2 separate regions of the Mus musculus genome follow, and region 2 is linked to region 1. A link is a loop called in an ENCODE intact Hi-C map of the cell type or tissue named here. Cell type or tissue: left cerebral cortex. All regions are shown on one strand.

Evidence for each region. Peaks named below come from ENCODE experiments on the same cell type or tissue, not always from the same donor. Only the 100,000 strongest peaks of a DNase experiment are listed, where the experiment ranks them.
Region 2: a loop joins it to region 1, with 2.2 times the contacts of the local background. A loop is called at or near these places in 8 of 42 quality-filtered maps.

Annotation. Positions count from the first base shown.
Region 1 is chr19:6,063,801-6,071,800 of GRCm38, forward strand. It overlaps Tm7sf2 (transmembrane 7 superfamily member 2), which reads right to left and starts at 4,050. Exons shown (of 10, transcript NM_028454.2): 1 at 3,869-4,050; 2 at 3,323-3,519; 3 at 3,168-3,222; 4 at 2,699-2,893; 5 at 2,511-2,614; 6 at 279-398; 7 at 22-190. The coding sequence starts at 3,920. It overlaps Vps51 (VPS51 GARP complex subunit), which reads right to left. Exons shown (of 10, transcript NM_001081041.1): 3 at 7,762-7,908; 4 at 7,466-7,685; 5 at 6,639-7,356; 6 at 6,058-6,273; 7 at 5,665-5,883; 8 at 5,226-5,347; 9 at 5,055-5,142; 10 at 4,042-4,575. The coding sequence ends at 4,315. In left cerebral cortex, CTCF peaks have their summits at 1,243 (motif pointing left), 3,358 (motif pointing left) and 4,155; DNase peaks (open chromatin) are centred at 2,231, 2,561, 3,353 and 4,113; H3K4me3 peaks cover 1,906 bases; H3K27ac peaks cover 2,078 bases.
Region 2 is chr19:6,113,745-6,121,744 of GRCm38, forward strand. Naaladl1 (N-acetylated alpha-linked acidic dipeptidase-like 1) reads left to right here. Exons shown (of 18, transcript NM_001009546.2): 14 at 698-779; 15 at 860-1,033; 16 at 1,110-1,197; 17 at 1,302-1,394; 18 at 1,625-2,245. The coding sequence ends at 1,811. It overlaps Sac3d1 (SAC3 domain containing 1), which reads right to left and starts at 4,842. Exons shown (of 2, transcript NM_133678.3): 1 at 4,053-4,842; 2 at 2,260-2,843. The coding sequence starts at 4,842. The coding sequence ends at 2,350. Snx15 (sorting nexin 15) reads right to left here. Exons shown (of 8, transcript NM_026912.2): 6 at 7,635-7,778; 7 at 6,742-6,999; 8 at 5,655-6,210. The coding sequence ends at 6,119. In left cerebral cortex, CTCF peaks have their summits at 4,364 and 4,569; DNase peaks (open chromatin) are centred at 2,879, 3,739, 4,348, 4,575 and 1 more place; H3K4me3 peaks cover 2,195 bases; H3K27ac peaks cover 2,350 bases.

The DNA.
Region 1 (8,000 bases):
ATGAAGGGCCCTCCTACTGACCCTTAAGGAGGCAGATGAGCAAGGCCATGGGCAACCCCAGAGGCTGTGGATGGTACAACAGGAACTGGGCCTGCAGGCTGTAGGTGAATGGTACCCAAGCTAGATCTCCAAAGACCAGCATGAAGCCAAAACCATCATGTATTATGTCCATGGTGGTGAGGACAGACTCCTGCAGGAACATGACCCAGATACTGGCTTAGTCCAGATGACATCCTCAAGATCCCCTGCTTGCCTCTTGCTCTCCAATCCAGTCTCACCTCATACCAGAGGGCATCACCCACATACAGCAACTGGAAGCCATTGACCAGCCACATAGCCAGGGAAGGACTCCCCCGAAGCTCTGCCTCCTGCATCAGCAGGGCCAGGTTAATGAAAACCTAAAGGAAGTGAGGACAGGGCCATTGTCTGAAGTGGAGCATCTGGGTAGAACAGTGCCGACCTCGCCCTCCTTCCAGCTGCCCGCTCACATGTTGAATGGATCCAGGTCGTGTACTCGAGACACACTGGATTGCGACTCTGCCTTGACTTAAAACTCCTGCCTTGGAATCTGAGCTTTATCACTTGGGCAGAATATGTCTCTTTGCTAAAACTCACGTCCCCACTGCCATATGGAAACAGGAGTAATCAGGGCCCCGCCTTGAGTTCTTGTTGGAACACTAATATGTTTGTAGAGCTAAGAATTGGCTTATTATGAACCTAAATTTTGTACCCTCTTCCTCCTCCTCCTCCCTTTTTTTTTTTTTTTTTTTTCCGAGACAGGGTTTCTCTGTATAGTCTTGGCTGTCCTGGAACTCACTTTGTAGACCAGGCTGGCCTCGAACTCAGAAATCCACCTGTCTCTGCCTCCCAAGTGCTGGGATTAAAGGCGTGCGACACCACCACCTGGCCCCCCTCCTCCTCCTCCTTTTTGTCATCTTCTTTATAAGTCAGAGTTTGGGGCTGGAGAGATGACCTCTTCCAAAGGTCATGAGTTTAATTCCCAGCAACCACATGGTGGTTCACAACCATCCATAACAAGTTCTGTCGCCCTCTTCTAGAGTGTCTAAAGATAGCTACAGTGTACTTTAATAAATAAATAAATATTTTTTTAAAAGGGGTGGGCTGGAGAGATGGCTCAGTGGATAAGAGCACTGACTGCTCTTCCAAAGATCATGAGCTCAATTCCCAGTAACCACATGGTGGCTCACAACCATCTGTAAAGAGATCTGATGCCCTCTTCTGGTGTGTCTGGAAACAGCTACAGTGTACTCATATAAATCAAATACATCTTTAAAAAATATAAATAAGTCAGGGTTTCTTTGTGTATCCCTCGCTGTCCTGAAACTTTTTCTGTAGACCAGGCTAGCTTCGAACTCAGAGATCCACCTGTCTCTGCCAAAGTGCTGGATTAAGGGTGTGCACCACCACTGCCTGGCTTTAGACTCTCTTTCTAGTAGCTCCAGTGGCCTGAATAGTGTAGTTTCTTCAGTAATACTGATGTGGTATTTTCTTGAGAGAGAGAGTGAGAGAGAGAGAGAGAGAGAGAGAGAGAGAGAGTTTCACTAAGTAGCTTTGGTTGATTTGGAACCATATAGACCAGGCTGGCCTTGAACTCACAGAGATCTGCCTGCTATTGCCTCTGGAGTGCTGGGATCAAAGGCATGCCCTACTACACCCAGCCCTCACAGGAAATTGTAGAAGAAAATTTCATTCAATCCTGTTTTATGAGTGAGAAAATAACCTTATATTCTGGCATATATGTTGACAGGCCAGTCTCCGATTAATGTTGGGACTAGGCCTGGTGGGATTGTAGTAACTGTAATCCTAGTTACTTGATTAGCTGAGGGAAGTAGAAGGAACCTTGATTTTGAGACTAGTCTGGACTATCCGAGTGAGACCTGTTTCAAAACTAAACCAAATCCAAACTCAGATTCAGTGGACATGGGCACTCCTGCCTCTACAGTGAAGGCAGGACCTTGCCTGAGCCCCTTTGGAGCTCTTGGCCACCACCCATGTACCCCATGTACATGTGATCTTAACACAAGAACAGCTGGCCTGTTGTCAAGGCCACCAATGACAAACAAGGTGTTAAATCTGACAATCCCTGGAGGCAGTTGCCTGGTCCTTCAAGCTTCTCCTTAGCTGTCTTTGAAGTTGATTTTATATTTGGCCGCTACATCCGAAGCTGCACCTGCTTTCCCAGCTCGCTGCCTGCTTTGCTCCCCCATACAGCCTGTCATCACTGTGGTATAGATTTAGTTTTGTGGTGCTAGGGTTGGAATCTAGGGCTTTATGTACATAAGCCAAATGCGCGCGCTCTCTCTCTCTCTCTCTCAAGATTTTATATTAAAAACCCTCTTGTTCTATTAAAGCAAAACCATAGGTTCATAACACAGCAACATATTGGCAAATGAATGAATGAATGATTGCTGCCCACCCAGCAATGCTAGCCCACTCTGCTCTTCTCCTGGCCCAAGTCCAGCAGAATTAAGTCCAGCATGTCAGCATACCCAGCCAATGAGGCCAGGTCTCAGCTCACAGAAATATTTGAAGTCAAAGGAACCGAGGCGAGGGTTCAGCTCCCGTCCAAGAAAGAAGTCATACATGGAATTTCCTGGGGAACAACAGAAGGTGAAGGCACACCAGGTATGCATGCATCCCACCTACCTCATCCCTACCTCACTGGGACCCTTCTCACCTGAGTTTCCCCCAGGAGCCAGGGCTGAGGCAGGAGCTACCAAAGCCTTCGCATAGAGGAGGAGGCTGAAGATAAAGCTGGTGAGAGTGGTCGCAAAGGCCAAGGGCAGGAGCATTCCAGGGAGTGCCCCCAGGGGCAGCCCCACTGACACCCCCAGCCCCATCAACAGGGCTGTTAGCACCAGAGCCTGGAAGCCTGAACCACAGCACAGAGTGAGCCCTGGGGTGGCTTGCATACTTCCAAAGCCAACACACACACACACACACACACACACACACACACGCAGTTCTGGGAGAACATTGGCCATTGGCCTGGAGCTGAGTAGTAGCAAAAGAGGTAGATGCACGGCGAGGTTCCCATAAGGGCACAAACATGTCATCAGAGCTGGTCCATAAACCTCCCACCACCCTTGGAACCCACCCCAACCCATGTTAACTGCGATTCAGGGAGGGGGGGGAACCCCAGTCACCATTAATAGGGTAGCGCAGGCGACTCTTGTCCTTCAGTTCCAGGCCTTCGGCCACCTGCGGGTACAGGGCAGGTTTTATAAGAGCTGGGGATGACTTCCCAGGCTCCAGCCCTCCCTGCACCCTCCTCCCTGGTGTGTTAAAACAGATCACACACCTTGCGTGCAGGCAGCAAATAGAGCGCCACCTGCAGGCCGAGCCAGATGAACAATAGCAGCAGAGCCCATGGGCTCCACAGCTCCTCCAGCCCAGGCAGATAGGCCGGTAGGGCCAGGAGGCGCGCCGGGCCCGAGCGAGCCGCCAGGAGCAGGTGGAACATGGTGGCAGGCAGCAGGATCAGTAAAGCCGCGACGCCTGGAAAGAGGGCCACTGTGTAGCGTGACTGCTCCCAAGAGCTCTCTCAAGTCCTCGGGCGCCTTGAGTCACCTGCCTGCTTAGCAGTTTCCCAGCGCCATACTCCTATCTTAATTTTCATCTTGTTCCTCTGCCCTCTGGCATTCCCAAAGACCATCCTGCTCTCCCAACTGTCTTTCATTACACAAACTCCCCGCTGTGCTGCTGTCAGCACTCCCTCCTCTTCTGCAGACACCCCGACACCCGCGCACCGGATCCTTCTGCTCCGAGCCTTCTATAGAGCTCGTATCCTATCCTGCTCCCGTTAAGTGGCATCAGGTCAGCCTCCACCCCAAACCTTCCCATTTACCCAACGGCCCCCCGAATTCCAGTGGGGCCTGGGAGGCCTCACGAGAAGTCATGATCTCTGCTTTGCCGGGGAACAATGGTTCACAAAAGTCGATCAAGGAAACACAAACCGCCCCATGCCGGGTTATGGCTCTGCATCAGACACGGAGGTGGAAAAGCTGCTGCTCTTGTTCATTGATCTTTAAATGGACGCGCCCTCTGCCCACCCTGGGCCCAGCACAGTAGCCAATCAGCGCTGGGAGGCGGGCCCCATGCTGGCGCCTCAGAAGCTTCGGCACTGAAACCCAACCCGGGCGGGTCCCGCCCCTGCAGGCAAGAGGAAGGAGGAGGACACATAAGTTTATTAGAAGGATCCATGAACCCGCCAGCGGGGAAGGGCCTCTAGGATGAGAACAGGGCACAGGGAGGACAGGGCGATAGGGCTACTACGCGACTCGTTGGCAGATTCTAGCCGCGCTCGCAGATGACCTCGACAACACTAGGTTCCATGGGCACTGGGTCGGGACAGCGCAGAGCAGCTGAGGCTACTACTTCGTCCAGCAGCAGGTGCACTAGCTCCTCATCAGCCACAAAGCGCCACAAGTAAAGCTGCAGGAAGTGGCAGTCCACCTGCACCTGCTGCAGCCCAAAGCGCCCAAAGGTGCGTAGGCGCACACACTCCAGTAGTGTCTTCAAGCTGATCTTAATGATGCCAGTCAGCACCGACACCTGCAGGTGGACACAGGGATGCAGCTCAGGATTGCCGTCTTTTGGGGAGGAGGATACATCCAAATTCTGAGCAGAGGCAAGGGAGATAAAGACAGAAATTTCTAGGGCTCAGCTAAGAAGGGAACAATGCAATGTTGCCACCATAAAGGCGAGGGCAGGTAAACCCCGGTGGTCAGATCAGAGATGGGGCCTCATGAATACGATGGGCAGCAGTCACCACTGACTACAAAGTAAAATGGAGGAAAGATATTGCTGAGCTTGGGCTTCGGAGGGGCAGAGATCAAGATATGAGTGGGAACCCCCGATGACTAAAGACTAGTTTGGAGAGTAAAGTGTGGACAAGGTGGTTTTGCTCTGGACCTAGAGACAGAGATTACGTAAAGTGATCTTTAATTCTGCTCAGATGTGGTCCTAGGGCTCTCTGGGTTAGTGTGGGAGCCACCCTTCCCCTGGGATGTAGAGGAGAAGGTACTTCAGACCTTGTTGAATTCCACGGGGCTGAACACATCGATCCGTTCAGAGAACAGCTTCTGAATATTGCTCAGGAGGTTTGTGTCCATGGGAGCACTGGAAGGGGGAAAGAAAGAGTGAGAGGCCACTCTGCCCAGCCTCCCTCTTCTGTCTCTCAGGGAGGCTCCTAGCAGCCTGACCTGGGTGTGTAGCTGGGTGCATAGCGGCCCTGCTGCCGGGAGCTGCTGTACACAGAGAAAGTCCTTTTGCTTGAGTCACTGCTCTGGGCCTTCCGGACACCCTCTTCATACAGGAGCCCCACCTGGGGGAGAAAAGATGCGCTGCAAGGTCAGAGCATGGTTACTGACAAAACCTCCCCTCTCTGCTGGTTGAAGAATCCTAGGTATGGTCACCACCTACACAATCAGGGGAGTGGGAGCAAGGCAGGGAAAACCTAGTCTGAAACCCAGTTTTTAGCTCATCCCTGCTTCAGCTTTTTGGGTGACTTTGGGCCTGCACATCCCACAGGTATGAAATGAGGCTTCTAGTGGCACGACATGGGTACAGCCAGACCCCTTTTGTCTTGGTCCTTGGAATCCAGCATGCATTGGGGTTCCAGCAGCCGGCCTGTGGCAGCACCTGGACATCAATAGCTGTAGTGTCCTCCACCACACGCTTCATGACAGCACGCACGTTCCTAGGCTCCAGAGTACTGAGCCAGTCCCGGGTCTCCACACTCTTACGTAGCATCTGGGATATGACCAGGCCTTGCACCTTCACATAGTGAGTCAGCAGCCGCCGTGCTGTCTCTCTGGCCTCTGCACACAGTGTGCTCACGGGTGTAACGGGAGACTGGTCCTAAGTCACAAAAGCAGAGGACAAAGGTTGCAGGTATTAGAGACAGACCAGAAACCACCACCAATGAGGAGGTGAGCAAATCTTGGGAAACTGAGGCTGAGATGAGTGCAGACCACCAGTCTGGTTCCTGTGTTGACAGCATCATGCCCTTTCCCCTCTCCTGAGCCACTTCACCTGCACCAGAAACTGTTCATCAGTGAGTGTGAGGATGTAGGAGATGGTGGCTGTCTCATAATCCAGGCAGAGGCGAGAGAGCAGCAGGAGCAGGGCAGGCGGCGTGGCACCTCCCTTTTCTCCAGGGCTGTCACAGAAGCTCTGGGCTGTCTGGCACATGGAGCGGATGAAACCCACGATGAGGCCCTCACGAACTCCCTGGCTGCAGAACTCGCCCTGTGAAGGGAAGCCCAGATTTACCACGTCCTTTCTCATAGGATGGAGAGGCTCAGCAAAGTCAGAGCACAGGGCTATTCCTCCCTCTTTGCCTTAACCCTCCTCCACAGGCCACCCCACCCTGCTTCCGAGCCTCGGTGGTAAGGCTGGCAGCAGTGAGGTCCCTGGTACCCTTCTAGCTTTAGCCCGGCTGCATAGCATTTTCTCCTCCAGACTGCCTCCTGAGAATGTGACTCCACACGCAGAGTACTTGAGACAGTATTGTGTGGGGCTGGTGACATGTCCCAGGGCTCCCCAAACACTAGTAAAAGGCTGCTGGAGGGCCAGTCAGCAGAACGAATAAGCAAAGCCAAAGGACAGCATACCCTGAAGTAGGGCTTATTGGAGAAGGACACCTCCTTGGCGGTAAAGAGATGCACAGAAGCCAGTGACGTCTTGATGTGGCTTAGGATGGAGCTGGCCACATTGGCCAGCAACTCAGCCAGGCTGGGGCCCTCCTTCCCCGCTAGGCGAGGTGCTGCCAGGGCCTGGCGAACATCCGTCAGGGAGCTCAGGAAGGCAGCCTTCAGACCCTGCAGATGGTGGCTCAGGCGCTCCCGGGCCACTCGCTCCACAATCTCTGTGGCTGACTCTGAAAGCCCAGCAGCGGCCAGCAGGGCCCCAGGTGCTCGCAGGCGCCGGTGGAAGCGATCTAGTGCCCGCACCAGCAGTGAGTTGTCACTACCACCCTGCTCCTGTGCCAGCCGCCGCTCAACCAGTGCAAAGTAGCGGCCGCCCAGCTCCTGCGCAAAGGCTGCCAGCTTCTCCGCACCAGCAGGGCCCTGAGCAGCAAACAGCTCTTGGTAGGCTGCTGCCACCTGGCAGAGGCCACCTACAAAACCATTGCCACCACGGTCGGTGAACTCTAACACATCAGGTGCTGGAGGGGAGGGCCCCAGTTCGGCCTCCAGGCTGCTCAGTTCTTCCTCCAGCCGTCCCCGCGCATGCGCCAGGAACTCCTCGCACAGCTCCTCAGCTGGCTCGCCCAGGGCCAGCAGCAGCTCCACACACTCGGCCTGCTCCGGGGCACCTGAGCAGCCTTCCCTGTAGTGACAGAGATGCAGTGAGGACAGCTTGTGGGCTGCAAGGGAGGAAAAAATGTGGGGGGCACTCGATGTGTTTGGAGAACAATGACCAGGCCCGGAAACCACACCTGAAGCGCTGCCGCAGCTGCTGGGCCAAGCGAGCTGTGATGACCTGGCAGTCATCCTGTATGGCACGGAAGGAGGGCAGGTGCTGGTACTGCTGCAGCACGGCCCTGGCACGACCCTGATAGCGCACTGCCTGCCCATAGGCACCCAGCTCCACACACTTGGTGAGGCGCGAAGGCAGCTCAAAAAGGAACTGCAGCTTCCGCAGTAGTGCATGTACCCCTAGGAGACAGGAAGGGCACGTGAGCTGCAGAGCTCAGGGTGGCTGGCTGCAGGGCCTGGCCAGCACAGAGCCTACCTGCTAGCTTGGTGATGCGCTCGTGTCGGTCCTGTAGCGTGGCGCTGATCCGTGCGCTGAAGTTGGTGATCACTGCCATGTTGGTGGCCAGCCGGTCCATCTCATCTTCCATCTTCCGGAAGTCATTCTTCATCTTTCGAATGGTGTCTAGATGGGCAAGAGTTGAGCGAGGGAAATGGAAACGACTAAGGCAGAGGTACAACTCTCACTGATACCAATGATGTGACTGAAATGGGCGG
Region 2 (8,000 bases), 50 kb after region 1:
CTTCTGTCCTCCCACCTCAATAAATGTACTCAAGATAGACTCCCACTGATATGCCCCTAAGCCATCCAGATTTAGACACTTCCTTACTGAGACTCCATCCCAGATGTTTCTAGATTGTATCAGATTGACAATTAAAACTACCTATCAGCACTGGACAAGACAGGCTGGCTTTCCTAGGCCTCAGAGCATCTGTTTCTGCTCATCAAACACTTGCATTGGTTGTATTGCAGTTCCACCTTACTCATTCTACAATGTTGTCACGTCATGTTATGTCTTAGGCAGGACAAGGAAAAGACTGCTGTCAATCAGTTGTAGGATGGCAGTGACTATGAAGAACTGAGTATGGAAATACTTGTGCTGGTGTCAGCACTAAGCGAGACTTGTTAGGGAAAGATTCATACGTTTGGGGATTGAGGTGGGACTCCAGTGCATCCAGCCTGTACCTCTAACCTCTAGAGTGGATGCTTTAAATCCCTTTTCCCCCTGGCTGTGCTGCTCTTGGATGGAGGAGCTGGGATTCCCATGTTTGATTCCAAAGCCCCAGGCTTCTCTGCCTTTCTGTCTGGGCGTGCGATACCAGGCAGGTTAGCCCCTAGCCCTCAGTTCCTCCTCTGGAGTGGAAGTTCTGAAGCCCACAGTTCACACCGTGGGTACCCAGCTCTCCCACCGCAAGCCTACCTCTTCTTTATTCCTCTAGAGCAAGACCTCGGCCAGGATCTACCCCACCTACCACACAGCATTTGATACATTTGATTATGTGGAGAAGTTTCTGGACCCTGGTGAGGAGGGGACAGGGGCATTCTGAAGCTGACAGAAGGATGGGCTGAAGATGCAGCCCTGGCCTTGGGTCCCCTCCTAGGTTTCAGCAGCCACCAAGCTGTGGCCCGGACTGCTGGGAGCGTGCTTCTCCGGCTCAGTGACAGCCTCTTCCTGCCCCTCAATGTCAGTGACTATAGTGAGACACTACAGAGTTTCCTGCAGGCTGCTCAAGAGGCCCTTGGCACCCAGTTAGAGAAACAGAACATCAGCCTGGGTACGCACACCCCAACATGGAGTCTCGGGGAACCCTGTATCCCCAGGTAGGGCTAAGCCATGTGTTCCCCACTCAGGGCCTTTGGTGACTGCAGTGGCGAACTTTAAGGCTGCAGCTGCATCCTTGGGTGAGCACATCTTGACCCTGCAGAAGAGCAGCCCTGAGTGAGTGTCAGCAGAGGGCAGGTGTCTGGGAGGGGGCACCTGGCATGCATGGAGCTGGCAGCTGAACTGCTGGCTTGCAGTGAAGTGACGCACACGCTCTTCAGTCCTCTGCAGGTACGAATGGTCAATGACCAGCTGATGCTCTTAGAACGGGCATTCCTGAACCCAAGGGCTTTCCCAGAGGAGAGGCACTACAGGTGAGCCTATGCCAAAGCTCTGGGGAGGAGGGGTGGAGCGATGGCCCCCTCCCCAGAGCTTTCCTGTGTCACTATGCAATCCACTTCACTGATGGCTGGGGACTGAGGCCCAGCCTGCACTGCTGTAAGCCCTTGCATTCAGAGAGCAGACCCAAGTTGCATGCTACGTGTCGACAATGCTGAGTTCCAGGTAACCTCTCACTGACCCTCTGCTCGCCATCTCTCCTCAGCCACGTGCTCTGGGCGCCCAACACGGCCTCTGTAGACACATTCCCAGGTCTGGCCAACGCTTATGCCAAGGCCCAGGAAATCAACTCCGGATCTGAAGCTTGGGCTGAAGTACAGAGGCAGCTTAGCATTGTAGTAACGGCCCTGGAGGGTGCGGCAGCCACCCTGGTACCTGTGGCTGACCTCTGACCCAGCCCTGTCCCTTGGGCTTTTTCTTGCACCTCTCACACCTGTATGTTCCAGTCTTTCCTGAGGCCAGGAGTAGGTAGATCAGCAAACACTCAAGCTTTTAAAGCAACAGCTGGGGTCCCTGCAGTTAAGGACACCTGCTCACGGTAGTGGGTGAAACTGGGGCCCAAAGTAGTGTAGAGTCTAGCCCATTGTTCAGCCTGCTTTCTTCTTCCCCTGCACTCTCTCTCCCCTCTTTTTTTTTTTTGGTTTTTCGAGACAGGGTTTCTCTGTGTAGCCCTGGCTGTCCTGGAACTCACTCTGTAGACCAGGCTGGCCTCGAACTCAGAAATCCACCTGCCTCTGCCTCCCGAGTGCTGGGATTTAAAGGCGTGCGCCACTACGCCCGGTTTCTCTCTCCCCTCTTAACCCTCAAATAAATGAAGTCTAAAAGTTCCTGTTATTGTTTGGAGATCATAATGAGTTCCTTTTATTGTTTGGGAATTATGAAAAAGAAGCCAGGTGCTCTGACCCAGGCCTTGTGGGAGACGAGACCCTCTCAAGCTGCAGAGCCAGGTCTGTGAATGTCACCTTCCTCAGCCATGACCACATCTTCCAGGGTGTGTCCCTGCAACTTATTCCCCACTAATATGTGGTAGGCACCAGGGGGTGGGAGTCCTTCCTCAGAGTATTGACCCCTCAGGAATACAACTCTGTCTTTATCCAAGGTCAGTCCATGGGCCTGGCACAGGTCCCGTGCTTCCTGGAGTCCATCCAGGGCCAGAAAGTGTTCTATGAAGTCCAAAGGCAAGGTCTGTCCCTTAGGAGTGCTCAGGGCACGGGACAGGCGGGCTAGAGCTTTGCGGCGGGCATACCCAATGTGTTCCTGCACTGCGCAGCTCTGTAGGTAGGGTAAGGTGCGAAGCAGGCGAAACAGTCGGGCATGGTTGTCTTCCCGGAAGGCAGCGTCAACAGCCAACGCCGCCTGAAGGGGTGGGCAGGCACGCAGGGCAGCAGGCAGCTGTAGAACCTCCTGCAGGGCTTCCACAGAACCTACAAAGGCAAGCAGCAGAAAGACACAAGGATGCTTGATGCTTTCTGGGTCAGGCATACCTCCCATCCCACCCCCTCCAGGCCCAAGCTATTTATATACACCTCTAGTTCCAGGCAAACTCGTTTCCAGAGCTTGGCTCTGCCCACCTGCCAGCTCCAGTCATGTTCCCTCAGAGAGGCTACCCCACTTCCTCTCTCCTCTTCTAAGAAAGACCCAGCCATCTGATCCTTCTCTGGTCTTTTTGAGGTGCCACAAGACCAGACCTCCTTCAATCTAAATCCTTACAAGGCAGTGTTGTACATTTACATAGGGACACAGGCCAACATAACATAAAGGCTTGCCTGGAGCACAGGCTATTATGCTAGACCCAAACTTAAGGCTTCTGACTCAGGGTTCCCACTGCAGCCTGAGGGCACTGGCTTCCCTACACTTTCCCCTCTATCTGCAAGGGTCACTGTTGGAGGATGACTTGGCCCTAGTTTCCTTTCCAGGAAATCTTGGTACTGGAATCTTGGGCCACTTTTCTTAAATTAGTGAATTTAAGAGTCACTGTGTGTAGCCGGGTAGTGGTGGTGCACGCCTTTTATACCAGCACTTGGGAGGTAGAGGCAGGCCGATTTCTGGGTTCTGGGTTCGAGGCAAGCCTAGTCTACAAAGTGAGTTCCAGGACTGCCAGGGCTACACAGAGAAACCCTGTCTGGAAAAAAGAAAAAAAAGAAAAAACAAAGAGTCACTGTGTGCATGTATGATACAAATATATTGTCTCCACATATAAAATCATCAAAGAATCTGCCTGCCTCTGCCTCCAAAGTGTTCCCATACAAGGCGCCTGTTACCACGCCCACTGGACTTTCCTATAATTAAATCACCCATAGAAGGGAATCTTTTAGCACCTCCTGTTAGATATGTTTATGGGCCAGCCCACGGAGCAGTTCTTATAAGTTTGGAAAGCGCTTTCTAGGTCAACTCTCTCAGTACTATCCTACCTCCTTCCACCTCTACTATGTAGAAAACAGCCAATTTGAGAATGTCAGACCTGAGGTCCCACGTCGGGACTTTTACCAACTGACTTTCCCAAGAAGAAGCTATTGCTGGGGGATGGAAGTTACAGTACTCCCAAGCTATAGTTCGCCGTTGCTGCTACAATTGCGTCTTCCCCACCCCAGGCTCCTCGGGTCCCCGCACTTAGTTCTCTGGGATCGACTCACCCAAGTTGTAGAGCAGAAAGAGGCCCTGAAAAGCAGCCTGGCGGGGGTAGGGGCCTTTGCCCCGCGCGTAGCAGCGCCGCAGCGAACCGAAGCCTTCCTGCACCTGAGTCTGAAGCAGCACCGGGTCCGCGGCTCCGCGCGTCTCTTCTGGCCGCACCCGCGCCACCACGGCCAGCAGCGTGGCCAGCGCAGCCTCCAGCACTGTCGCTGCGTCCGCGTCGTCCACGCCCTGCAGCGACAGATCTAGCCGCACTGCGCGCAGGCGGTCGGCCACAAAGCTCGCCACCTCCGCGCACGACACGTCGCCGCGGCCAGCCACCTCACCGGCCAGATAACGCACGGTGGCTAAGAGCACTGGCGGCGGCCGCAGCAGGCTTGGCGGGGGCCGGGGTTTGCCCGCTGCCGGCCGGCTGTACTCCTTCACTGTGCGCTTGGGGTCGGCTCGGGGAGCGTTCCCACGGCCGCCTGGCTCCACCTCCAGTCGGTGCAGGCGGCGCTCGCGCTCGCGTCGGGCGCGCTCGGCGGCCGGGCACATGTCTGGGCACAGGCCCATGGGTAGTTTGCAGCCGGACATGGTAGGGGTGTGGGTAGAGGACGCACACTCAGCATCGCCGGGCCAGCGGAAGCGCGGCACTGCATCCTGCCGTGGGCTCGAGGGACAGACTCGAGCCCCAGTCTGGCCAAACGCAGCCTGCCGCGGCTTTCTCGATTTGCCGCTCCCGCGGCCTTTAGAAACGCCTCCCATAATCCATCGCGCCTGGCTTCGGTTTTCCCCCTTAAATCGTCCCATGATGCATCGGTTTGTAGTCCCGCGACGCAGGCCACACCTCCCCAGGGCTGGGATTTGTTGGTTTAGCTTTTTGTTCTTAGGGCTCTCGAAGTAGCAAGTCCTGCTTTACGTACGTGTCTATTATTTCTTTAACACACTCAGCTAGTGCTGCGTGCCTGTCATTCTTCATTGTTTCCCTATGCGTTTTGTTTTAACTGTGTACCTTTGCATGGTCTGGAAGTCACTATATAGACCAGGCTGACTCAGTAGAGATCCGCCTGTCTCTTTGCCTTCCAATTCCCGGATTAAAGGCGCGGCCACTCATTCATAGTTATTATTAGCATTCTGTCTAAGCTTCACTTCACAGTTAGCTGACAACAACCAGGTAGGCTCCACCCAACAGCTACCTGGCAACAGTCAGGTAGGCCTGACCCATTATAAAAGGGGCTGCTTGCCCCCTCCTCTCTCTTGCCTTCTTGCTCCTGCTCTAGTCCCTTGCCCCTCCCCCTCCCTGTGCTCATGGCCAGCTTCTAATTCTCTACTCCTCTACTTCTCTCTCCCCCCCTCCTCTCTCTGCCTTTCTCTGCCTCTAGTACCCTCTTAACTCCCCTTCCCATGTCCTGAATAAATTCTACTATTACCATCGCTTGGCTGGTCCCTCAGGGGGATAGGATGCCTTGGCAAGGGCCAGCTGAAGCACCTCAATGGAACATATTCCTCCTCTCTTTATCTTCTTATAAACATAATGGGTATGATGTGCCAGACACCGCTTATTCAACTCTGTTGGTACAATGTAAACTCAACCACAGACAATAATAAGCAAATGGACCTGGTTGTGTTCAGGCATGTGTTTTACTCACACGTATTTAAATTTTATGAGATTTTCACTAGTCAAAGAATCTTTTTTCTTCCAACCATAAAAAAAAAGAAAGAAAGAGAAGAAGAGAAAAGGAAAGGAAAGGAAAGAAAGAGAAAGGAAGGAAGGCTCTCAAGGGCCTTACAAAAAAGGCAGTGGGCCAGGTCTGGCTACAGACTCTGGTCTAGATGGGTGAACTGACAGGTTAGGGGCCCAGATGCCACTCACATAGAACAGATAGGCAGGATCAGAAGTTCAAGTCTAATTCCAAGGAGGCAGGCAGGTCAGAGCTGAGAAGTCTTTGCTTTTCTTATACTTGATCCAGTTAATACAGATATGGCCCCTGGTAGTCATACGAGCAGGAAGCACGGCCAGGTCCCAAAGAGAGCAGTGGGGGTGGCTGGCAGTGCTGGAGCTGACATCCCAGGAAGGGTCCACCCCTTAGGGCAAGTGTGTGTGAAGCATCTCTGCCCGCTTCAGGTACTCGGCTGCCTTCTTCTTCACACCTTCCCGGCGGGCAGGGGATGGGTCACCTGGAGGAAGCAGATGGCCCACCTACATTCAGAACCCAGGTCATAATGTGTCCTTTCCCTCCCTGGGTCCTCCTGTCTTTGCCTCATTTTATGAGGCTATTAAAAAAAATAAGGGAAAATTCTGCCCAGTGTCTCCAGTTGACCTGTGAGAAACAGATGTTCACGGTCCCTCTTTCTTTCTTTAGAATGTATTGTATGTGTGTGAGTGAGCACGGGAGGGTCAGCGGGCAACCTTGGGTGTAGGTCTTCCCCTATCACCGTGTCTGTCGTCTGTCGGAGATAAGATCTCTCTGTTCTCTGCAGCCTATGCCAGGTTCAGCTGCCCTCGAGTTTTTGGGGATTCTCCTGTCCCTGCTTCCCATCTTGTCATGGGTACGTTTGCTGGAACCGTCTCTGCTGGTGCACACTGTTATGTGTGGCTCTGGGCATTTAGTTCAGGTCTTCTGCTTGCACGGCACTCACTTTACCGACTGCACCACCTCCCCTGGTCCTTTGCTTTCTACTTTCCCTCCTCCCTACTGCCCTACCCACCTGAGACACCCTGCAGAAGAATGTGCACCCCATCTTGGTAGCCTTGGAGAGCAGCAGCGTAGGCGCCAGCCTTTTCATTCCGCAGGGCTTGAGTGATGAGCTCTGTGGCCTGGCCAAGGTAAGCTGGGGCAGGCTCTCCATCCTCAGCTTCTTCCTCCTCCTGTCCTCCTGGCTCCCAGGGTTCCTGGTCCAGCCTTTTGGACTCTACCTCAATGGCTGCCAGCTCACCTGTGTGGGTAGGGCTGGGGCCTGTACTTTCTGTAATAAAACAGGGAGGAGTGAGGGCAGACTGGCCCTCTCTTTCTCAGGGCCTGTTGCCCACCCCAGGACACCAAACTGTCCCACTGAATTCACTTGAGTAGAAGGAAGCAGCTGGGATCTGTTTCCTTGGTTTGGCTCAGGAGGTTTTGTAACGGCTTAGTGGATTATTACTGCTGCATGGGAGAGTGCATGCGTGAGTGCATGCGTGAGTGCAGGTATGAGTGCAGGCGTGAGTGCAGGTGTGAGCATGCCATGGCTGGAGGACAGGTTCTGGGTTGGTTTGTTTGTTTTAATCATTTACAGTGGAATCTGGGATGGAACCAGGTTGCCAGGTTCATAAGGTAGGGCTTTCACCTTCTGAGCCATCTTGCTGGCCCATGACCTTGAACTTCTGGTCTTTCTGCTTCTGCCTCTCAAGTGCTAGGATGCAGGGTGCGTGCCACCAAGGCCAGACACAGCAAGTCTGTGAGCAATAGGACCCTATGGTGATATGCTACCCAGAGTTTGCCCGGAGAGGAGGACTCCCTCCATCCTCCAGCTCCATCCTCCTGGGCTCCTCCCAGAGCTGCTCACAGCCACAGAGGGTCTCCCTTCACACCCCTTAGTTCCGCTACCCCACACCTGCTCCTTACCCTCTTTGGAGTAAGGGTCGAAAAGGGCAAGTTCAGCCTCAGAGAGGGGACCTCGAGCCAGGGAGCTGGAAGCTTCCTCCGTACTGTCACAGCTGAAGAGAAGGTCCAAGGCCTCCTGGGCAGGGCTGGACGGGAGGGGATCCACTGAGGAGAGACCAGAGGGACAGATGTCTGTACCTACTGTTGCTCCGATTTCAAAACAGTCTTGATTAGCCCTTGCAGCAGCCATGGGTATTGACAGGGCCACCAATAGGTTGCCAGATCCTATCTGATAGGTGAGCAAACTGAGCTCAGAAGGGAAGATGACCTGTTCAGAGGTCCTCCCCAGGAGGACGGTGGGACTGCCCACCCCTATGTTTTCCCCTG